Linked DNA regions of Homo sapiens: regions 1, 2, 4 and 5 are each linked to region 3. Evidence: chromatin contacts called from ENCODE Hi-C or POLR2A ChIA-PET data. All regions are on one chromosome and are shown on one strand. Each heading gives the region's core, a stretch centred on a gene start or an enhancer-like site at or near the end of the contact. The rest is flanking DNA. Distances are from core to core; before and after follow the strand shown.

The links. Hi-C counts contacts between places; a loop is a spot of excess contacts on that map. ChIA-PET counts read pairs that join two places held with the same protein, here RNA polymerase II (POLR2A). Pooled maps may share reads with other maps.
Region 1: a pooled map shows a loop between it and region 3 (11-fold over the local background). The contact joins the enhancer-like site here to the promoter of RNF4 in region 3. A Hi-C loop is called at or near these places in 2 of 37 single-sample maps with no recorded cell type and 11 of 50 pooled maps. POLR2A ChIA-PET finds 5 or more read pairs at or near these places in 1 of 52 experiments (B cell).
Region 2: a pooled map shows a loop between it and region 3 (4-fold over the local background). The contact joins the enhancer-like site here to the promoter of RNF4 in region 3. A Hi-C loop is called at or near these places in 1 of 50 pooled maps. POLR2A ChIA-PET finds 5 or more read pairs at or near these places in 2 of 52 experiments (K562 and MCF 10A).
Region 4: a map of naive thymus-derived CD4-positive, alpha-beta T cell shows a loop between it and region 3 (6-fold over the local background). The contact joins the promoter of LETM1 here to the promoter of RNF4 in region 3. A Hi-C loop is called at or near these places in 1 of 168 maps with a recorded cell type or tissue (naive thymus-derived CD4-positive, alpha-beta T cell), 5 of 37 single-sample maps with no recorded cell type and 12 of 50 pooled maps.
Region 5: a pooled map shows a loop between it and region 3 (20-fold over the local background). The contact joins the promoter of RGS12 here to the promoter of RNF4 in region 3. A Hi-C loop is called at or near these places in 2 of 37 single-sample maps with no recorded cell type and 13 of 50 pooled maps.

Annotation. Positions count from the first base shown.
Region 1 is chr4:3,035,518-3,040,016 of GRCh38, forward strand. It overlaps GRK4 (G protein-coupled receptor kinase 4), which reads left to right. Exons shown (of 16, transcript NM_182982.3): 13 at 1-6; 14 at 1,857-1,994; 15 at 2,859-2,996. Among named protein-coding and RNA genes, the nearest start is that of HTT, 37 kb to the right of the region's middle. RefSeq lists enhancers at 2,151-2,200, 2,781-2,870, 2,881-2,930. Within about 2 kb of position 2,759, at least 4 of the 41 ENCODE cell types and tissues checked have a DNase peak (open chromatin) inside an H3K27ac peak, as active enhancers do.
Region 2 is chr4:1,764,287-1,768,335 of GRCh38, forward strand. No RefSeq gene overlaps it. Among named protein-coding and RNA genes, the nearest start is that of FGFR3, 27 kb to the right of the region's middle. RefSeq lists enhancers at 1,882-2,741, 3,820-4,049. Within about 2 kb of position 2,350, at least 5 of the 41 ENCODE cell types and tissues checked have a DNase peak (open chromatin) inside an H3K27ac peak, as active enhancers do.
Region 3 is chr4:2,467,686-2,472,351 of GRCh38, forward strand. RNF4 (ring finger protein 4) reads left to right here and starts at 1,421. Exons shown (of 8, transcript NM_002938.5): 1 at 1,421-1,573. LOC107986250 (a long non-coding RNA gene) reads right to left here and starts at 1,266. Exons shown (of 2, transcript XR_001741551.3): 1 at 715-1,266. RefSeq lists a silencer at 964-1,133 and enhancers at 1,284-1,643, 1,327-1,899, 1,944-2,063.
Region 4 is chr4:1,853,657-1,857,928 of GRCh38, forward strand. LETM1 (leucine zipper and EF-hand containing transmembrane protein 1) reads right to left here and starts at 2,500. Exons shown (of 14, transcript NM_012318.3): 1 at 2,213-2,500. The coding sequence starts at 2,294. RefSeq lists silencers at 966-1,142, 1,937-2,126, 2,137-2,696, 3,097-3,316 and enhancers at 1,708-2,209, 2,847-2,916, 3,586-4,272.
Region 5 is chr4:3,290,256-3,294,713 of GRCh38, forward strand. RGS12 (regulator of G protein signaling 12) reads left to right here and starts at 2,766. Exons shown (of 18, transcript NM_001394154.1): 1 at 2,766-2,844. RefSeq lists silencers at 2,072-2,181, 2,362-2,841, 2,852-2,901 and an enhancer at 3,555-4,140.

The sequences.
Region 1 (4,499 bases), core at 1,509-4,008, 570 kb after region 3:
CCTGATGTAAGTGCATTGCCAGGACGAGCAGGGCCCTAGGAACAGTGATCCGCACAGCACGGTTTTTCTCTTTCTTTTTTCAAAAATAGAGATGGGGGGTCTCACTGTGTTGCCCAGGCTGGTCTTGCACTCCTGGCCTCAAGTGGTCCTCCACCTTGGCCTCCCACAGTGCTGGGATTATAGGCGTGAGCCACTGTGCCCGGCTGCAACACAGTTTTTTGTTTTTTTTTGTTTTTTATTACAACAGATACAGAATCAGCAGGTACAGTTAGCATGTGGCTTTTGCTCATGGTGCCTGTCCTACCTGGTTCTTCTTCCCTCCCCCGTCACCCCAGTGTGCTTTGGCCACTCACTGGGCCCCTCACAGACCTCAGCGGTGCTCTAGCTCCCTGCCTCGTGTCACTGTCAGCCTCACTGCTGGGGGAGCCCCCCAGGTAGCTGAGACCACAGCCACACACCACCCAGCTCATTTTCACTTCTTTTCTAGAGACGGGGGTCTCCCTATGTTGCCCAGGCTACTTTTGAACTCCTGGCCCCAAGTGATCCTCCTGCCTTGACCTCCCAGAATGCTGGGATTACAGGCATGAGCCACTACGCCTGGCCACCCGTGTCCCCTTTCTGGTCTCAGGGCTGGCTTTCTCTCTCATTCTTGTGTTTCCCACAGCCGTGAGGCCCTGCTTCCTTTGTCTGGAACGCGTGTCCCCACTCTGCTTCTCATGAGGTCCTGGGACTGTGGCCTGGCCCCGTACTGAGGACCCTGAAGTGGTCACTGTGCCTCCTTGTGAGTGTGCTGTTGGGACACCTTCCTCTGGACTGTCCCCGAGGGGCGGGGCCTGCCGGTCCACTTCCGCCTCCCCACCTTGAGGGTATGAATGAGTGAAGAGCAGCTACTCTAACAGCTGTGCTGACCGTGGCCTTTGGAGCCACTGCTTTGCTGAAACACTCACTGTAGTGCACAAGTCCTGGGTGAAAAGTTTCTCAGGACTGCGGGTGCCTCCGGCATGAGCAGATGAGGGTCCCACAGCTGCCGACTTCCGTGCTTTTTGTTCCTTTGCCCTGAAAGTGCAAGGAACTGTACTGGCGGCAGGTGGAGACCCGGACCTTGGCACTCCCTCCTGCCTGCCTGACCCTCTGCCTCTGAGGACAGCAGTGCCGGGATAGGAGCTGCAGACCTGGGTTCCTGTCCCAGAGGAGGGACCTGCTGATTCAGGGAGCTGAGCGGAGGGATGAGGTCCCTTGCAGCCTTGGAGACCACTCAGTGGACCTGCAGGAGGATGGGAAGTGGGAGCTGCTGCTGTTCCTCAGGTTTTCTCCGGGTGCTTTGCCAGGAGTGCACCAAGAATTGGAGGCAGGGGCGAGAATTGTCACTAAGGGATCCCACCGCTGGTGGCCTCTGTCCCTGTTCACACTTCTCCGGTTCTGTGCTGCATCTTCCAATACGTGCAGTCCACCCTGCCCTGCATCCCTGACCTCTGTTTGCAATCCATTTTGCACTACGGAAAGGAGAAGGGCATGGCCTCAGGAGGGGTGTGTGTGTGTGTGTGTGTGTGTGTATGTGTGTGTGTATGTGTGTGTGTGTGTGTGTGAGAAAGAGGGAGAGAGCCAGGGCATGCAAGGGACCTGGCACAGACAGTACCACAAAATTGGTGACACTAAAAGCTGGCGAACCACCTCTTCAGAGGACACATTCTGTGATTTAGAAAATGCCTCAAGTGAGAGGGGCCTGGCAAAAGAATGGAGACAGGGAGAGTGGCGGTGTTTATGCGTCAGTTTGCTGGGCGTTTCATTCTTGGGAACTGAGGGAGCTGAGAATTGCTGTAGTCATCTCAGAGGCTGCCCCTGTTCTTGCTACACAGCCTCATGCCGTTTACTGTAAGGACGTCCTGGATATCGAGCAGTTCTCGGTGGTGAAAGGGATCTACCTGGACACCGCAGATGAAGACTTCTATGCTCGGTTTGCTACCGGGTGTGTCTCCATCCCCTGGCAGAATGAGGTACTGCCCTTCCAGCACAGCCGCTTTACGTTAGTTCCAACAGTGACCCAGGGAAAAGGGTGTGTGTGTGTCCGTGTGTGTGTGTGTGTCTGTGTGTATTTGGGAGATAAAATTATATAAGACGGCTGGGCGCAGTGGCTCACGCCTGTAATCCCAGCACTTTGGGAGGCTGAGGCAGGCAGATCATGAGGTCAGGAGTTCGAGACCAGCCTGGCCAACATAGTGAAACCCTGTCTCTACTAAAAGTACAAAAATTAGCCAGGCATGGTGGCAGGCACCTGTAGTCCCAGCTAGTAGGGATGCTGAGGCAGGAGAATCGCTTGAACCTGGGAGGCAGAAGTTGCAGTGAGCTGAGATTGCGCCACTGTACTCCACCTTGGGCGACAGAACGAGACTTCGTCTCACCCAAAAAAAAAAAAAAAAAGATTGTATAAGACTTTTGACCACAGGACTAGACCATGGGCAAGCCAAGGACCATATCAGCAGCTGTCCAGAAGCACAGCGGCTGTCCCTGGTCCCAATGACAGGAAGTGGACAGGAGGTAGCTATTTTGGGTCTGATGGGAGCTTGCCTGCCACCCCGAGCCCCACTCCCTAAGCAGGGCTGGCTGGCAGCCAGGGTTCCCATGGTAGTTCCCTGCTTTGGGAGTACACTCAGAGACAAGGGGAGAGGAGACCACATTACTTATTCCAAGAAGAGGTCAGGAAGCAGGGAAGGAGGAACCCAGAAAAGGGGCCCCACAGTGGGTGCAGGAGCTCTGAGGTGCCCCGCACGGGGCTGGGCAGGAGCTGCTGGCACTGGGAGACACCCACTGACCTGGCAGTTTCTCTGCGGCTTCTCTGTCCTGTTATTCTGTGCATGCAGATGATCGAATCTGGGTGTTTCAAAGACATCAACAAAAGTGAAAGTGAGGAAGCTTTGCCATTAGATCTAGACAAGAACATACATACCCCGGTTTCCAGACCAAACAGAGGCTTCTTCTATAGACTCTTCAGAAGAGGGGTAAAAAGACTTAAAAACTAATATATGTGTGTGTATGTGAAAAAAAAAAAAACATACTGACTGCCAAGGTGAAAACCTGGTACTTTTTCTGTTTGCGATGGCTCCTACAGGCAGTTTTATACAGTCTGAGAGCCACATGGTGCTAGGTGGAGGCCAGCCAGAACAATGAGAACACCCTCGCAGTGAGGTTTGTTGCTGGGATGAAGACTGTTCTGATCCAAAACAGGACTACCTTCCAGCATTTACAAACAGGTTCCCGTGTCGCTGACAAAATAGTTTACACTGGGCTCAGAAATCGGCATCCTGTGGAACCTTCGTCAGATGGCACTCACAGTGCATCTCTCCCTGCTCTGGCTCTTAGACTCACCTCCTTCGCCCGCTGCACGGGGAAAGTGGATTCCTTTTTGAAAAGGGAATCCTGGCTGGGTGCGGTGGCTCACGCCTGTAATCCCAGCACTTTGGGAGGCCGAGGCAGGTGGATCACCTGAGGTCAGGAGTTTGAGACCAGCCTGGCCAACATGGCAAAACCCCAATTCTACTAAAAATACAAAACTTAGCCGGGTGTGGTGGCACATGCCTGTAGTCCCAGCTACTTGGGAGGCTGAGGCAGGAGAATCGCGTGAACCCAGGAGGTGGAGGGTGCAGTGAGCCGAGATCGTGCCACTGTACTCCAGCCTGGGCAACAGCGCAAGACTCCATCTCAAAAAGAAAGAAAGAAAAATGGAATCCTTTGGAAAGACTTTCTGTAATAGCATTAAATGTAGACAAGCCTTTTTTCCATGCAAAGTGTCTCTCCTTGGATTCGTGGGCCATCCTACTTTGCACCCTGTGTGTTCCCAGGGGGTTGATTCAGAGCTTGGCCACTAACATTCTAATCCATCTTTCTTTCAGTATGAAAAATAGGCTAGGCGTGGTGGCTCACGCCTGTAATCCCAGCACTTTGGGAGGCTGAGGAGGGTGGATCACCTGAGGTCAGGAGTTCAAGACCAGCTTAGCCAACATGGTGAAACCCCATCTCTACTAAAAATATAAAAATTAGCCGGTCATGGTGGCATGTGCCTGTAATCCCAGCTACCTGGGAGTCTGAGGCAGGAGAATCGCTTGAACCTGGGAGGCGGAGGTTACAGGGAGCCGAGACTGCACCATTGCGCTCCAGCCTGGGTGACAAGAGTGAAACTCTGTCTTAAAAAAAAAAAAAAAAAAAGGAAAAAAAAATAAGCTTTAGGTGGGAAATATCTCAAAGTGGCATTTCCCATGGCTGTCTTTCCTCTGAGAACTAAGGGTTAGGTGTGAACTAACAAAATGGCTCTCCCTGACCCTCAGTGTGTAGCCAGCCCTGCATGGAAATAAATGCTCCTCCCTGGGCCCCGGTCCCAGTGTCCACACTTGGAGATGGAACCCAGGTTCCCACGTTTTGGGGAAAACCTGCCGTTGAGAGAATCTGATTGCACAGAGTGAAGCCCATTCTCCCCACACTGCTTCTTAGGCAGCCAGAGACCCTGT
Region 2 (4,049 bases), core at 1,100-3,599, 700 kb before region 3:
GCTGGAGTGCAATGGCACAATCTCAGCTCACCACAACCTCCGCCTCCTGGGTTCAAGTAATTCTCCTGCCTCAGCCTCCCAAGTAGCTGGGATTATGGGCATGCGCCACCATGCCCAGCTAATTTTGTATTTTTAGTAGAGACAGCGTTTCTCCATGTTAACAGGTCAGCCTGGTCTTGAACTCCCAACCTCAGGTGATCCGCCCACCTCAGCCTCCCAAAGTGCTGGGATTATAGGTGTAAGCCACTGCGCCCGGCCAATATTTAGACAATTTAAGTGAAACTGAATGAAAACCAGGCAGCTGGCGTCTGTCCCTCTCATGGCCATAGGCGATAGGGCCCTGCAGACCCCAAGGGCAGGTGATTGAGACCTGGGGGCCGAGTGTGAGCCTGGCTGGCCTCCTGAGCCTGCTCCCACCCACATCTTGCCCCCACAGGGGATCCCCCACCCTCTGTTCCTGTTCCTGTAGGGCCTCCCTGAGCACGGCCCTCTGCCCTTGAACCCCCAGCCTCCTTAGAGCCTCCCCTGCACCACAGACCATGGTGGGGGCTGCGGCCTGAGGCTGGTACCGCCCCGTAAGGTGTCCATCCTCCCCTCCCTCCTCCTCTCCTCGGGGCAGGCCTGAGCCCCCACCTCCAGCCCTGCGAGGGGTGCGGGCAAGATGGGTGCCTGGCGCCAGAGCAGGGGCCAGCAGGACATGATGGCCTGGGACTCAGGTACTGAGGCAGGTGGCGGGGGGCTGCTATGGGGCTGGGGGCATCTTCTGACTTCTCCTTGGAAGGTGTGGCTGGCTTTGGGCCCAGACCCCTCAGCTGAGAATGGGGCTGGGCGGTCAGGGCTGGGTTCACATTGTGTGTCTCTGGGCGCCGAAACCCACCTCTCTCCAGAGACCCCTCTGCCTGCCTCTCCCCACTGGGGCTGCCTTGTCCCTGGCCCCAGTGCAGCTTGCAGCTAGGACACTCCTGTCCCCCAGCCCTGGCTCTCAGATGAGTGGAGTCTCCATGGGGCACAAAGAGTTGGGTGGCACTGAAGCCTGGTGCAGGGAGGGGCCTGCCAGGGACTGGAACTCGATGTTTGGGGACAGTTTCTTGTCCCCAGGGTCCCTGGGCCACAAAAAGCTGCAGGGTCAATCCAGAGACCCCAAAGCCCTGGCCTCCTGCCCAGCCCACTTCACACTGCCACCCCTGCATCCCTGGGGTCTGCTGGGTGCTTCTACCTCCTCCTCCATCCTAGCAAGCTCCTATTCACCCCTGAAGACCCACGCAGAGGAAGCTCCCCTGACTCAGGCTAGCCTCGTCCCCTGCCCTCTGCTCAGGCTTGTCCCCTGCCCTCTGCTCCTGGGAGATGGCAGTGGGCAGGCGTTCTGCAGGCAAAGCCCATGGCGGGCCTGGGTGTGGACCCCCCTCTGTCCAGGCCTCCCTAGAGGAGCAAGCCCTGCACCACCTCAGCCCTGGGCTCCACCTCAGCCCTGTTGTGTCACGTGACTGCGCCCTGGAGGGATACTCAGAGGGGTGAAGATGAGCAAGGCACCTGCATTCCAGCAACGGAGCAGGCACAGAGTGGGGAGAAGGGAGGAGGGAGGAGGGAGGAGGGCGTGGAGCACAGGGCACTAGTGCTGCAGCCTAGTGGGCACCAGGGAGCTTTGGTTCTGACCTGGAGGTCACAGGAGCCACTGCCGGTGTGGGGTGGGGCAGGATGTGGGGGATCCCCTGGCTGCCGTGGGCACAGGGGACAGGAGGCCACCCAGGACAGCAAGGTCCCTGTGGGGACTGGGGCTGGGGTCAAACGTGAGGAGGGTGTAATTTCAGGCCTTTGTAGGTGGCCTTGGGCCTAGGTGCAGGCTCACACCTTCCCAACCTCCTGCCCTGCCCTGGGGCCCCTCCCTGACATGGTGGGCAGAGCCCAGGCTGGCTGGGGTGCCAGGTCCCACCAGGGTATTAGGGGGCAGGGCCTGGGAGGCCAGTACCCCTGGAATCACTCAGCTCTGGGCCTGCCACCCAGGAGATGAAAGGCCCTGCCCCTCTCAGGGCCCACATGCCCTTTGAAGGCTGTGGGAATGCCCGCAGGGCAGGCGAGTGCCAGGCGTGAGGAGGCTGCTGGGGCCATGGCGGAGGCCCAGAGGATGGCCCAGGCCTGCAACGCCTCCTGCTGAGTCCCGGCAACCCTCCCAAGGCCACATTGTCATGCACTTCCCAGCTCTGAGGTGCCAGTCGAGGAGGGAGGGGAGGGGCAGGGACGTGCCCCCCCTTCTAGGCCTGGGACCCTGTCTTCCATCTGGACTGCCTGTAGAGGCAGGGGCCCTGTGGGCGGCTGCGAAAGCAGGGTTCACCCACCCAGTTCGGGCCTTAGTGACCCGCGCTCAGCCACAGCCACAGGGCCCTTCAGCAGGTCGCCCGAGGCCCCTCCCCCACCTCCTCTCCAGTCCAGGGTCCGAGGACGGGTCTCCGGCCATCCCCGCCTCAGGGGTCAGCACAGAAGCTCCAGCCAGAGCCTGGTCCCTGCCCTCTTCAGACCAGGGCTGTAGGGGGATGTCCTGCCACTGGCAGGGGTCGGCCGCCTGCCCTCACCCTCCTGGCTCCGGCGGGCGCGGCTGGAATGTTTGCCTTTGCTGTTTGCCGGGGGAAGGGGGGGTGGGGTGAGCGCGGCCCCCCGGGGAGCCCTGTCCCGTCCAGCTGGGTCCGCGAGGCCAGTCGGCCGTGGAGGGGACCCTCCGGCTCCGACGGGGAGTTCCAGGGCCGGCGGTGGCACAAAGGGTGCTTCCTGCCCGCGGTGGTCCCTCGTCTGCTCCGGCCCCTGCGGCCCCGACTGGGAGACCCAAGCCCAGAGGCGCGCCCGGCCCCACCGCCCCCTCCGCCCGCCCGCCTCCGGGGCTCCCCGCGCGGCTCGGAGATTATGCAAATCCCCGGCGGCTCCTTAATTAAATCCCTAACGAGGCGCTGGGGCCGGGCCAGGGGCGGCGCTGAAAGCCGGGGTCACGCTCCAGAGGGGCCCGGCCCGTCTGCGACCAGGGGGCCCCCGCGCCCCTCCCGGCCTGGGAACCACGGCGCAGCCTGAGGGGGCGGGTCTCCCCTCCTCCCTCCCTCCCCTCCTGCCCCTCCCTCCCCTCCTGCCCCTCCCTCCCCTCCTGCCCCTCCCTCCCCTCCTCCCCCTCCCTCTCCCTCCTTCCCCCCTCCGCTCTGCCCCGCTCGCCCGGCCGCTCCCGGCCTCGGTGTCCCCACCGGGAGGCGCGCGCGGACCCTCCGGGCGCCGAGGGCTGGGGTCCCGGGCGCGAGGCCGCCGGGTCGGGGGCGGGGCCGGCGGGGGCAGCGGCCCCCAGCGCCCCGCGCTCCCCTTTCAGCCGCCTGTTGTTGGGCCAACAGCTCGGGCCGCAGCCGCCTGAAAGGCCGGGATTAGCGAACATTAGCGGCCTTTGAGCGGCGCCCGGGGAGCCCCTTCCGCCCGCCACGCCCGCGCCGGCCGGAGCCCCCCGCCCCGCGCCCCGCGCCCCGCTCCCGACCCCGCTCCGCCAGCAGCGGCCCGGAGCTGCCCTTTGTGCAGAGCTGGGGCGGCCCGTACCGTCGTGCCCTTCGGAGAGACCCAAGGGTGTTCTCCAGGTGGGAGGGGTGGTGCCCCCGCTAGGTCACGGCCGCCGCCCCCACCCCGGCCCACCCCGCCTTCCACCCCCACCCCAGGCCCCGGCTTCCAGCCCTTCTTCGCAACCCCAGCACCGCCTCCTCCCGGCAGCCAGCGGGAGTTTCCTGAGCTCAGCCCCAGGTCGCTGGGTCCCTGCACGCCTCCCGTCCTCCTGGAAGCCCTGGCTCCAAGGTTCCATAGGCAGGTTAGCACCCCTTCCCCACCCCCCACCTGGCCTCATCCTTTTCTCTCAAAGTAGTTTCTGGGCTCTGGGGCCAGAGGGGAGGCTGCTCATGAGATGTCGCTGTTCCCAGACAGAGCTCCGGCCCTCTCACATATGCGGAGCGCTGTCTGAACGCCCGGCCCTATCCCGGGACACCTGACCCAGATTACATTACAAAAAGGTGTTGTTATTACCCTCATTTTACAGGTGGGAA
Region 3 (4,666 bases), core at 171-2,670:
CAAACAAACAAACAAAAAACACAAATACTTAGATATTTTACATGAGAATTACATTTATCTATCAGATACTCTACCATGCCAGATTTCCTTACAATTACGAAAAATAGCAAACACATATTGTTTGTAAATGCAACACAAAAACGTTAATGCTCTGGTTTCTATCTGCCTTGTCATTCCGTTATTTGACTCCATTTTCGAGGTTAGAAACTCACTGTAAGGTGGCCGGGCGAGGTGGCTCACACCAGTAATCCCAGCACTTTTGGAGGCCAAGGAGGGTGGATCACCTGAGGTCAGGAGCTCGAGACCAGCCTGGCCAACATGATGGAACTCCATCTCTACTAAAAATACAAAGAAAATTAGCCGGGCGTGGTGGCAGGCGCCTGTAATCCCAGCTATTCGGGAGGCTGAGGCAGGAGAATCACGTGAACCCAGGAGGTTAGAGCTTGCAGTGAGCCGAGATCGCGCCACTAAAACAAACAAACTCACTGTAAGGAAACAATGTAACCCAAGGCATTTGGGGTGACCTTCACGTTGCCTGAGGGTGCCGAGGGACCAGAGATGCTGGCCATGGACTAAGGTCTGGGTATTCTCAGGCAGCAGGGACAAGGTGGGCTTTTTTCCTGGTTGCTAAACCCACGTCAAAGTCGAGCTCAGGGACTGGAGCTCAAGAAACCCACCGCCCATTCTCCAGTCCGACCGGGGACCTGCATGCACCTCTGCCGTGCTGCCCTGAGTCCTCCAATCCTCCACACTCTTCCTCTGTTATGTACACGTCTCCACCCAGGCCTGCAAAAGTCCCAGCTTCCTCGCAGGGGCAGGGACCCGCACGCCGGCCCAGGGCTTGGCACGCGGGGATGCTGAAACAGGGCCAGGCCTGGTTTCCAGCCGATCGTCAGAGTCCCAAGGCCCAGCAACCTTCCTCACAAAGGCCTCGTTAAGAGGCGAGGAAACAAGAGCCGGGAGAGGGGCGCGGAACGGCGGGCGGGACGAACGACCAGCTCCGCGCCTCCGGCCAGCTGCGTCGAGCCAGGGGCACCGCGGCTGTTGTGCGGCTGGAAATCTAGGAATGGGAAGGTTCGGGGCCTGCTCGGCTCCGGAGGCAGCTGGCGGGTCGTCCCTGGCGGCGTTGGAGCGGTCAGTGGCAGCCGGGCACGGGCGACCGGGTCGCCCGGGTCGCCCTCAGACCGTGACTCCCGAAAAACCTTGCGGGCGGGGCGCGCCCGCGCCGTCTCTTGCCGGAAGGTGCGAGTTAGTGCGCTCGATTGTGGGCGGGGGCGGAAAGAGGCGCGTTTTAAAGTGGTAACAGATGGTTTTCTTATCCAATAGGATTAAAAAATTTGTCCTTACCCGGCCGACCGCGGAAGTAGAGTAGGCGGGCGGCCAATGGGGACATGATGGGGGGCGGAGCCGAGGCCTCCGAAGCGGAAGTGGGTTGCTGTTGAGGCGGCGGCATCTTTCTCGAGGAGCTCTCCTGGGCGGCTGAAGAAGGAGCTTCTTCTCCGGAGTGCGCCGGCGGTGGCGCCTGCGGACCTAACTAGCTCCAGGTTAGGCCGAGCTTTGCGGGAAAGCAGCGGTAAGTCAGGGCCTTGCAGATGCGAGGTTTAGGCAGCTTCGCGGCCTACAGAGGCCTCGGCCCGCGCCTCTTGGGGGAGCCGCGCTGCGCGGCTTGACCCAGCCGAGGCTTTGCAGCCCGGGACCTCGAGCCAGCTCTGGTCGCTCGCACTGCCGTCCGCGCGGGCGCACCGAGCCCGGCTTGGCGCGGGCAACAGAAGTTAGGAGGTCTGCGTCTGGGTCTCGGCTCACCCTGGGGGGCCGCGGCCATGGGGCTTAGTTCCTAGCCTAGGAAGGGAAACTGAGACTCTGGGAGGGGCAGGAACGCCCCCAAGGTCACTTGGAAAGTCGGGCAGGATGTGCTGTTAGGGGGAAGACCCGGGCAGGGTTTTTGTTCCCCGCTGACGACGCCTCCTTTGTGTGTTCGCGCCGCCGCCCCGCCATCGTGGGGCCTGCGAGTTTGCCGGGGTGCGTGGGCCGCGTGGCGGGGCCTTTTGTAGGTCGGGAGGATCTGAGTACGGGTGCGGGCCTGACCGTGGGGGCGCCGAGGTCGCAGTCTAAAACTTAGTAGGGCCTCGATTTCCGGGCGCGCTTCCGGGCCCCGGCTGGTGGTTGGTGGAACGTGCGACTGTGAGGCTTGCGGCCCAGCCCTGCACCGCTCGGGCCCTTCACCGCTCTGGCGCGCCTATAGACAGGTGTATGAAGATTCTCACGACCCGAAACAGAGTTGCTAGTAAACACCGCTTTTCCGCCTTTGATCCATCGAGGGAAGAGGGAAAAGGATAGAGCTTGGGCAAGCCGTTTTGGTAGGGATTTCAGCTTTTGTCTTTCACTTGTCAGTTCCCATAGACGTTCACAAACTTAATAATCTTCGTTCTGTTTCTGCACCAAGTTCTTGAGCCAGACGTAGGGTCTCAGCTCTGGAGCCTGGCTTAGACTGTCCAACTGACTGGGGAGACTGAGGTCCAGAAAAGTGAAGTGGTCTGCCCAAGGTCACATAGCCAGCTATTTGGCAGCAGATGAGGTTAAGTCCTACCTGCAAGATTTGGGTTTTGAATTCATTGACCAGGAGTTTTGGGACCACTGTCAATAAAAGAGACATTGAAGGGAATCTTTTGTTACTTTCTTGGTGATTTGCTTTTTAATGGACAAGGACATATTGGGTTCAGTTTTATCTGTGAGTTTGAGGTGAAATAGAGGCATTCGAGTAGCAAGATATATTGCTGGCTTTTGTATTGCCTGAATTTGAGCTTCCAAAAATCTTACTTTAACACATCGTTTATTGATCTTTTCTTGAATTACTACCTTTGTAAGGACCTTTTGTAAACATTGTTTTTCTAATCTTCATGAAATCTTAATGCCATACGTAAACTATTTCTTTTTATATAATGTATGCACATCTGTGCTTTGTACATAAAATGAGTAAGATTTTTCACTCTCCTCAAGATCAAAGTAGCGTATTTTTGAGGTCTCCTGTATGCCAACCTTTCTGCTTGGAATACAGCAGTAAACAGTCGTGGTCCTCCTGTAGCTGGGTGAGGATGGAGGGAATAAGAGATAACTCATTTTATTGTGTTTTGCAAATACTGCCTTTTTTTTTTTGCAAGGTGAAGGTTTATAGCAAGGATTCATCGAGCAAGTCTGTAAATGCCAGCCATTTTTCCAACAGCATGTGCTCACTTTGTGTCTCTTGTGTCACGTTTGGGTAATTCACAATATTTCACACTTTTTTTTTTTTTTTTTTTTTGAGGTGGAATCTCACTCTGTCACCCAGGATGCAGTGCACTGGCGTGTTCTCGGTCTCACTGTAACCTCTGCCATCTGGGCTCAAGTGATTCTCCTGCCTCAGCCTCCGGAGTAGCTGGGATTACAGGCATGTACTACCACACCCAGTTAATTTTTGTATTTTTAGTGGAGACGGGGTTTCACCATATTGGCCAGGCTGGTCTCGAACGCCTGACCTCAAGTGATCCGCCTGCCTCGGCCTCCCAAAGTGCTGGGATTACAGGCATGAGCCACCATGCCCAGCCCCAAACCTTTTCATTGTTACATCTGTTATAGTGACCTGTGATCAATGTTTTGGGTTACCATGAATAGCACTCATATAAGACAGTGAACTTAATTGGTAAAAGTTGGGTGTGTACTAACAGCTCCACTGACTGGCAGTTCCCAGTCTCTCTCCTCAGGCCTCTCAATTCCTTGAGACACAATATTGAAATTAGGCCAGTCAGTGACCCTACAGTGTCCAGGCAAAAGGAGCAGTCAGTTGAATCTCTCTTACTTTAAGTGAAGTTAAGAAATGTTTATCCTTAGTGAGAAAGGCGTATCAAAAGTTGAGATAGGCCAAAAGCTAGGCCTCTTGTGCTGAATGACAGTTAGCCAAGTTGTGAATGCAGAGGAAGAGTTCTTGAAATTAAAATGCTACTCCAATGAATACATGAATGATAAGCCAAACAGCCTTATTGCTGATAGGGAGAAAGTTTTAGTGGTCTGGATAGAAGATCAAACCATCCATGACATTCCCTTAAGCGAAAGCCTAATCCGGAGCAAGGTACTAACTCTCTTCAATTCTGTGAAGAGTGAGGAAGCTGCAGAAGAAAAGTTTGAAACTGGCAGAGGTTAGTTCATGAGGTTTAAGGGAAGAAGCCACCTCTGTAATGTAAAAGTGTAAGGTGAGGCAGTAAGTGTTGATGAAGAAGCTGCAGCAAGTTATGCAGAACATATAGCTAAAATAATTGATGAAGGTGGCCACACTAAACAACAGACTTTCAATGTAAATGAAACAGCCTTATATGGAAAAAAAAATACTATCTAGGACTTTCATAGCTAGAGAAAGGTCAATGCCTGGCTTCAAAGGACAGTCTGATTCTCTTGTTAGGGGCTAGTGTGGCCAGTGACTTAAGTTGTAACTAGTGCTCATTTACCATTCTGAAAATCCTAGGGCCCTTAAGAAGTATGCAAAAATCTACTGTGTGCTGATCATTGAAACAGGAAAGCCTGTATAGTAGCATATCTGTTTACAGTATGTTTTACTGAATATTTTAAGCCCACTATTGAGATCTACAGCTCAGAAAAAAAGATTTCTTTCAAAATATTACTGCTCATTGAGAATGTG
Region 4 (4,272 bases), core at 1,250-3,749, 610 kb before region 3:
AATGGAGAACGGGAGAGTAAAGAAAATCTGAATATGTTATGGACTTTAGTGAACAGTAACAGATCAAGGTCAGTTCATTAACTGTGACAACGAACCCTACTCATCTAAGATGTTAATAGCAGGGGCCTGCAGCACTCCACTCGGTGTATCACTCATCAGTTCAGGGACCTCCTCCACAGTCCAGCCCTGGGTCTCGCTGGCTCTGAAATCCCTACTGTTTCTACAGCAGACCTGCCAGTGTCCCTGTCACAAAGCACAGTAGTAACTACAGAAGACATTTGTGTTCCTGAAATGACAGAATCGCACATAAAAAGCTAATTATTATTATTATTTATCAAAAATCTGATAATAAGCACGAAGTGTTAAAAGTACTTTTATCACCATCAAGAGGTCCAGAGAGAGCTCTAACATCTAACACAGCAACTGGAAAGACCACATGCTGAGCTCCACCTTCAGACTGTGCAGTTCCACCACTCAACATCCTCTCACCACTCCAAAAGTTTCAGTGGCTAACCAGCCATTATTGTAAAAATTACAAGAATTGGCCAGGCGAGGTGGCTCACGCCTGTAATCCCAGCACTTTGGGAGGCTGAGGTGGGTGGATCACGAGGTCAGGAGTTCAAGACCGGCCTGACCAACATGGTGAAACCCCATCTCTACTAAAAATACAAAAATTAGCCAGGCATGAGGGTGTGCGCCTGTAATCCCAGCTACTCAGGAGGCTGAGGCAGGAGAATCGCTTGAACCTGGAAGGCAGAGGTTGCAGTGAGCCGAGATCATGCCACTGCACTCCAGCCTGGATGACAGAGCGAGACTCCATTTCAAAAAAAAAAAAAAAAAATTACAAGAATTGGGGGCCGGGCGCGGTGGCTCACGCCTGTAATCCCAGCACTTTGGGAGGCCGAGGTGGGTGGATCACCTGAGGTCAGGAGTTCGAGACCCGCCTGGCCAAGACGGAGAAAACAGTCTCTACTAAAAATACAAAAATTAGCCAGTCGTGATGGCGGGTGCCTATAATTCCAGCAACTCGGCAGGCTGAGGTAAGAGAATCACTTGAACCCAGGAGGTGGAGGTTGCAGTGAGCCAAGATCACACCACTGCACTCTAGCCTGAGCAACAGATTGAGACTCTGTCTTTAAAAACAAACAAACAAACAAACAAAAAAAAACAAGAATTGGGAGGATACATTCAGGGCAACTTCAATCTATCTCTTTGGGGGTGGGGAACAGAGACAAGAATATTGAAGCTGGGTGCCTGGGCATGGTGGCTCCTGTAATCCCAGCACTTTGGGAGGCCAAAGCAGGAGGATCAGTTGAGCCTTGGAGTTCAAGACCAGGCTGGGCAACATACCAAGACCCTGTCTCTACAAAAAAACTACAAAAAAAAAAATTAGCTGGGTGTTGTGTGGCACAACTAACAACTTGGGAGGCTGAGGCAGAAGGATAGCTTGAGCCCAGGAGTTTGAGGTGCAGTGAGTATGATCGCACCACTGCACTAATTATTTTACTTGAGTCCCTCTTAGCAAGTTTTATGTTTATTCCAATTTTACAAATAAGGACATAGACTCAAATAAGTTGGTTAATTAGAGAGAGAGAGGAGGTGGGCACACCCTGGGACAGCATTCACTCCAGACAGCACCTGAGGCTAGGGGGGCTAAAGCCACGCACCCTGAGGACCCTCAGCGGCTCCGGAGTCCCCGTGTTCCCCGGGTGCCGGTCGCGGCCTAATCACACCACAGGGGTTTGTAGGTGCTGGCATCACCTCATCAGTGACGGACCAGGAAGGCTCCTGCAGCCCAGCAGGTCCTGCTCGCCGGTGTCTGCCCTGCCCACCCAGTCTCGTCTCCGGGACCCCAAACGTGACCAAAGGGCACGGCCGTCCTCGTGCGTGGACACGTTCCACCAAGCTTACTCGCGCAGGGCGCGCCAGGGCTGCCCAGCCCTTCAGAATTTTCCCACTGTCTCTGAGGCAGTGACCCGGGGGACCCGGCCGCCTAAGGTCACAACACACGGCAGAGGCCCAGCGGCTCCGCCCGGCGCTGGCGGCCCAGCCCGCGACGAGACCCGGGGCCCCACGGTCCCGCAGGGGCTCCGGAGGCCGGGACCACCGGGCTCCCCGCATCGCCGTGACAACCAGCCCGAACCCGCGGGTCGTCCGCGCTCCCGACCCACCAGCCGGGAGCCGGCCCCGCCCTGGGGTGCCCGCCGCTTACCCCGCGGGACGGTGTACCGAGGCGGCGGCGGGAGGCGGGCGGGCGCCCGGCCGCGGCAGCTCCTCAGTAAGATGGACGCCATGTGCTCGGGCGCGGCGGCCGCTCCGGCCTCCTGCGCTGCCTCCTTCTCCGCGGCGGCCGCGGCTCTTCGCCGTCCCGGCGGCGCTTCAGACCCGGCCCGCGCGGACGGCTGACAGAGGCGGCTGGCCTCGGACGGGAGGCGCTCTCCTCAAGGACCCGGCACCAGCGGCGGCCTTGTCCCGGCACAGACGTCCGGAGGCGCGGGGCGGGGCGGCCAGGCCGCGGCTCCCATTGGGCCCCTCAGCGCCCGCCGCTGGCCAGGTGAGGGGCGGACCGCGCCACCGCGGACTACCGGTTCCGGCGTGCACCGGGACGGCCTGCACGCTGGGGTGCGGACTACCGATCCCGGCGTGCACCGGAGCGGCGGACTACCCTGAGGCGCGGACTACCGGTCCCGGCGTGCACCGGGGCGGCTGGCTCCTGGGGCTCGCTGCATCCTGGTTCCCGTCGTACCGTGGACGCCGGGGCTCGCAGCGTGGCGGCCGCAGGAGCTGAGGGAGTCGGCCGCGCTTGCGCGGGGAGTGTCTTTTCGTCTCCGGGCGGCGGCAGCAGCGCGTGTGTCCGGAACTTTTCTGGGACTAAGTCCTGCACCCACGAGTAGAAAACGGCTCCTGGGAGCTTGGGGCTCCAAGGGCAAGTCAGGGGACGCTGGGGATGGAGGGGCGCCCTCGACGCCCTCGGCCGCGGTCCCTCGCCGGCCCCCCTGCTCTGTGGCTCTGCCCTCGGCGGTCTGCACTCTGGCGCGCGCAGCTCTGAGTGCCTCTTCCCTGCGTACCGGGCGGCGCTCCCCAGATACGGCGCTGCTCGGCGTCGGGAGTCCCCGTCACCACTGGGGGGACGGGAGCGCAGGGTCCCGCCCCGAAGGACAGGGCCATGCCGGCCCCTGGAGGCGAGGGCACTAGGCCGGGTGGCGGCGCAGCCAGCATAGCGGCCCCCCATCCCGGCACACCGCGTCCTCCCGTCTGAGCGGGAGGGGTAGATATGGGTCCTGCGTTGGCGCGGGGGGACCCCTCGTTTCGCTCTGGCCTAAGCAGCCCCTGGGGTCCCGCGCGCCGCAAGAGCGCCAGACTTCCTAACCTGGGCCATACCCTGTCCGCTCCACTTCCCAGTCCAAGAAGGAACAGCCGAAGCCCAGGACGCCAAGGACCTGGCTCGAAGTCTCCAGAATTCCCGCCAGAGCTGGGCTGGGCTCGCGGACCGCTCATGCGCCGTCTCCCAGGAGCCTCCCCCCAGCCCAGTTTAATAGCCGGCCCTGACCAGTCCAGGGGAGAGAGACCGTGCAGCCTCCCAGCAGACCGTGACCTCTGAGCTCCACCTTCCCCTTCCTTCCCTAAGATGAGGATCCCTGAGTTGGGGCAGAGAAAGCAGGCAGGGAGAAAAATGGGGACCTGCGGCGCTGGGGGCCCAGCTGGTGGAGATCTCCAGCTAGGAGATCCCCAGCACAGCACTTGCCCTGCCCTCTGTCTTGTTCAGGGATGTAACCTGCCTCCTCCTGCTTCTCCGCGGCACCTCAGGGCACCGCCTGGGGAGGGTCTTGTAGTGCACACTCAGCATCTCTGTTCCCTGGAGCGCATGGGGTGTGAAACGCCTGATGCCAGCCAGCTCCCCAGTCTTGAGAGGCTGGTTGAATGGCACATCTCCCTAGGAGGCTCCCTCCCCAGGGTCCCCTCTGCCCCTGCTGTCCATGCAGTCGGTCCTCACCCGTCAGGAAAACGTAGCCTGCTTGCCTGGGTGGTTTTCCCCATCAGGAACTGCCAGGTACTGGGCCTGGATGGGCTTGAATTCCCCATCTCAGTGGGAGAAGGGGGCATTGTTTAGTGCAGGGCACTTTGAAGCCGTCTGTAAGTCCCTGTGTCCACACCGGTCAGTGGGCACTGCAGACATCAAATGCAGACAGAGTTTAAGCACAACTAGGCCTGAACCTAGGCCTGTGCTGCCAACAGACATGAAGGGGCCCCTTTTCCACCCATCCCCCAGGA
Region 5 (4,458 bases), core at 1,516-4,015, 820 kb after region 3:
ACCATTGTTAAGGGTACAGCTCAGGGGTATCAAGCACCTTCACACTGTTGAGCAAACATCTCCACCCATCTCCAGAATGCTTCCATCTTCCCAAACTGAAACTGTCAATAACTTCTGTCCTCTTCTCCCCCGCCCCTGCCACCCACCCTTCTACTATCCGTCTCTATAAATGTACCTACTCTAAGAACCTCCTATAAGTGGAATCAGACAGTATCTGTCCTTTGTGACGAGCTTATTTCACTTAGCATAGTGTCCTCAAGGGTCATCCGTGTCGTAGCCTGTGTTGGAATGTGGGGGGACGCCCCCACACCCCGAGTCCCGTGGAAGAATTATCATCCATCCCACTTGTTCAACTCAGGAGTGCCTCCTTAAGCAACTGTAGCCTATGAGCTGTGGGTAGGGCCGCTGAGCCGCTGCCTGGCAGGCACGGAAGAGCAGGTGCACGCTTCTCCATGGCCCTCCCTGTGCCAACAGAGGCCGCCCTGCCAGTCTGGGCCCAAGAGTGAAGCCTACAGGAGGAGAACCACAGGGGCCAGGGACTGACCACCCAGAGACTTGGGCATGGTTCTGTGTCTAGCCCCTCCAGATGGACTGAATGAGTTTTGCTTAATTGGCAAGACCTACCTTTTCAAAACCTTCCAGCATGACACTTGACACCTTCTCTCCGTCTCAGGCAATTTCTCCCCACTTCTGGGGGCCCTGGCTTTCACGGGGATGGACTAGGGTGCTTCCTCCCACAGAAACAGCTTCTTGGGCCACCCCCCTGCTGGGCATGAGTTCTCTCACAGGCTCGGTGACCCCTCGTATGAGCTGCTCGTCCTCTTCCCCTACCCCTGTCCATGAGGCACCTGGAGGCCGGGCAAGTGTAGAGGAAAAAGCCAAAGGGAAAGAAGAGACCTGCAGGTGGTGTTTCCCCATCTCTCACTCAGGGCCACTTGTCCCTGCCCTGGAGCCTCAGGAGGCTGAGCTCTGCGGCCTGCTTCCTTCTGGCTTGGCGCTGCTCTGGAAGATTCCACCATCTGCGCATAGGCAGGAGCCAAGAAGGTCCACAGTTTTGGGGGGGCCAGGGTGGGGGCAGTTTCTTTCCTGGCTCTTTTTTTTTTTTTTTTGAGATGGAGTTTCACTCTGTCACCTAGGCTGGAGTGCAGTGGCACAATCTCGGCTCACAGCAACCTCCGCCTCCGGGGCTCAAGTGATTCTCCTGACTCTGCCTCCCAACTAGCTTCGACTATAGGCGCGTGCCACCACGCTTGGCTAATTTTTTGTATTTTAGTAGAGATGGGGTTTTGCCATCTTGCCCAGGGTGGTCTCGAACTCCTGAGCTCCGGCGATCTGTCCGCCTCAGCCTCTCAAAGTGCTGGGATTACTGGCACGAGTCACCGCGCCTGGCCTCTTCCCTGGCTCTCTCTGCTGGGTCATCAAGGGCTGGCTGTGTCCCTTGGCCATAGGTCGCAGCTCCTGTTAAGTATCTCTCTCTCTTTGTCTGGCTTCCTGTAACCGCTCTGGCCGCGCTCCTTCAGCCCTGCAGGTGAAAACAGTTCCCTCCCTGCTGTTACCTGTCCCAATTCAGCACCGCCCTGTGGCTTCCCGGCTCCCGGACCGCGCCTCTGCCAGCGGGAACCCTGCTGGACTCTTAATTAATTGTCCCACTGAGAATGCCATTGGTTTCCTCCTGGGATCCAAACTAATCACACAAGACTAGATGATGGAGAGCTGCCAAGAAACCATGGGGCGGTGGCGGGGACGGAGGGGAAGCGTTTTGAGCCCATCAAGGCAGGTGACAGGAAAGAAGCAAACCCGAGAGGGGCCGAGTCCCTGGGCGGGCGGCAGGGCTGGAGCGTGAACAGCAGCGACGGATGCGTCTCGAGGGAAAAACGCGGCGGGAGAGAATGAGGGGAAGGCAGGAAGGAAGGGGCAGGGAGACCCAGCGCCGGGGAAGGAAGACACGAAGAGGGCGAGGAAGGAACTCCGGCCTAAAGGGTGAAGGCGGCGGCTGGGACAGGGCCAGAGGCGCAGGCCGGGGCCGGGCAGCTCCTCCTCTCGTGCCAGCGGTGCCTCCGGTCCCGCCCTCGCTGCTGCCCGCGCTCCGGGAGGGGCAGACCCGCTGGACGCCGCAGTCACCGCGCCGCCTTCGCGGGCGTCCCGGGGCCCGGAGGGAACGGCCTTTCCTGGCTGTCCCCGTGGCTTCGCCGCGGGAACTCACGCCGCCCCCGAAGCTGCCGCCAGCTCCGGGCATCTGCCCAGCCGAAAAGCCAGGGCGCCGGGGCCTGACTCCCCACAGCCAGGTTTCCCGGGCACAGAGACCCAACGGGAGCGGGACTTCCTCGGACACCGACGGCGAAGGACAGAGACAGCCCAGGCAGGGGCGGCTCCTCCCGGCCACACCGACCTGCCCTTCGCAGGGTGTCCCGGGCCAGCGGAGGCAGAGAAAACCAGCTTGCGGGAACGCAGTCGCTCCCAGCACCAGGGCCGGGCCAGTGCGGGTACACACCGTGCGCACCAGCGCCGCCGCGCCCCCAACGGAAGTCCCGCCCCCGGCCGTGGAGGCCCCGTCCCTCGCTTCTTCTCATCCCTGCTTCCCTGGCAGTCCCGTTACCACGCTGTCCCGACGCGAAGGCCCTCGCCCCGCCCCGTGCCCCGCCCCCGCATCGCCCCGCCCCAACCCCACCCCCTTGGCCCCGCCTCACCAGGTTCGCCCCGCCCCTCTCCGTCCCCGCCCCTCCTCCGGCCTCGGCCCCGCCCTCGCCTCGACCCCGGGGGGCGGTGGCTGCCGAGGCGACCGTTGCGCGCGCGGGCGGTGGCGCGGGCCGAAGCGCCCGGAGCGGGAGCGAGCGGCGCGGCCCGGTAGGTGTGCGGGGCCGGGGCCGGGGCGGGGGCAGGGCGCGCCGCCTCCGCTCTTTCTTTCGTCTCCGGGGCGCGCGCCCGCGCCCTCCGCCTCCCGGCCGATCCCGGCCAGCCCTGCGCGGCGCCCGTCCCCTCGGGGTCGCCGCCCGCCCGCCCTGCCTTTTGTTCGCCGGCCTGACTCAGGCTCCTGGTCCCGGGCCCGGCGCGGGGCGGGGCGGGGCGGGGGCGGGGGCGGGCGGCGCGGGGCGCGGGCCTGTGGGGCCTCCGGCCGGGCGGGTGCGCGGCCTCCTGGGGCCCCGCGCTGTGAGGCCCGCCCGGGCCCTTGGCGGGACCCGCGGGGGCGGCGCCGGGCAGGGGGTCCCGCGGGCGAGATGCGCCCGGGAGCGCTGGGAGGGTTCCCTCGTCGGACTCCACGAGCGGCCGCTTTGTTAGGGCAGAAGCTGCCTTCCGAGACCCGAACTCCAGACGCACTGCAGCGACCTGGGGTCGCCTCAGCCGCGGTGCCGCGATTGTGCAGTGTAGACAGAGGGGTCCCAGAGCCGTGCGGTGTAGACAGAGAGGGGCCCAAAGCTGTGGAATGGGGACAGAGAGGGGACCCAGAGCTGTGGAGTGTAGACAGAAAGGGCGCCCAGAGCCATGGAGTATAAACAGTGGAGTGTAGACAGAGAGGGGGCCCAGAGCTGTGGAGTGTGGACAGAGAGGGGGCCCAGAGCCGTGGAGTGTAGACCGAGAGGGGGCCCAGAGCCGTGGAGTGTAGACAGAGAGAGGGCCCAGAGCCATCTAGTGTAGACAGAGAGGGGACCCATAGCTGTGGAGTGTAGACAGAGTCTCATAGCCGTGCAGACAGAGAAGGGGCCCAGAGCCATGGAGTGTAGACAGTGGAGGGTGAACACAGAGGGGGCCCAGAGCCGTGGAGTGTGGACAGAGAGGACCACCTGGCCTCTCACCTGCTTGGTCACTTGCTGGGAATGTGTCCCTGGGCAGGTGACCACCTTCTCTGTGCCTGAGTTTCCTCATTGGACCTGTCTTTGGAGCTGCTGCAAGGGCTAAGAGTGTCTTTGTCTGAAGTCCTCAGCGTGGTCCATGCCGTCCTGTGCAGGGCCCTTCTGAGGCCACAGGGACGTGCAGGATGGCCGGCAAGGCCTGCACAGAAGGGGCGCTGGGGGGCCTTCCCAGGCAAGGCAGCAGCCCCACCATTCACAGCAAGGAGACTACCAAGGAGGGCAGAGAGGCGGCTTTGGGCAGCAAGGGCTGCTGGGGTGGAGTCCTGCTGGCCTTCCCCTAGAGAAGGCGACGTGGGGAGGGCAGAGCAATTCTGAGTAAGGGAGAACCAGTTTATATTTCACTTTAGAAAGTAATTGTCACAGTGCGAAGTTTCTTCCCCTGAAAAAGCGATATAAAAAGGTCCATCGTGGCCAGTGCTTTTGGGGACTTGAGATGATGGGTATCCGGTGCCCGGGCCCTGCGTGGTGCCTCAGCTGGATGCTCTGCAGGTGGGGGAGGCCATGTTGGCTGAGGGCAGGGGCTCAGGCAAGGGCAGTGGGGTGGCTGAGCCTGCACAAGTTGGTGCACCCCTGTCTGGGTCTTTTTCTTAAAACTGCAAGTCCAGCCTTA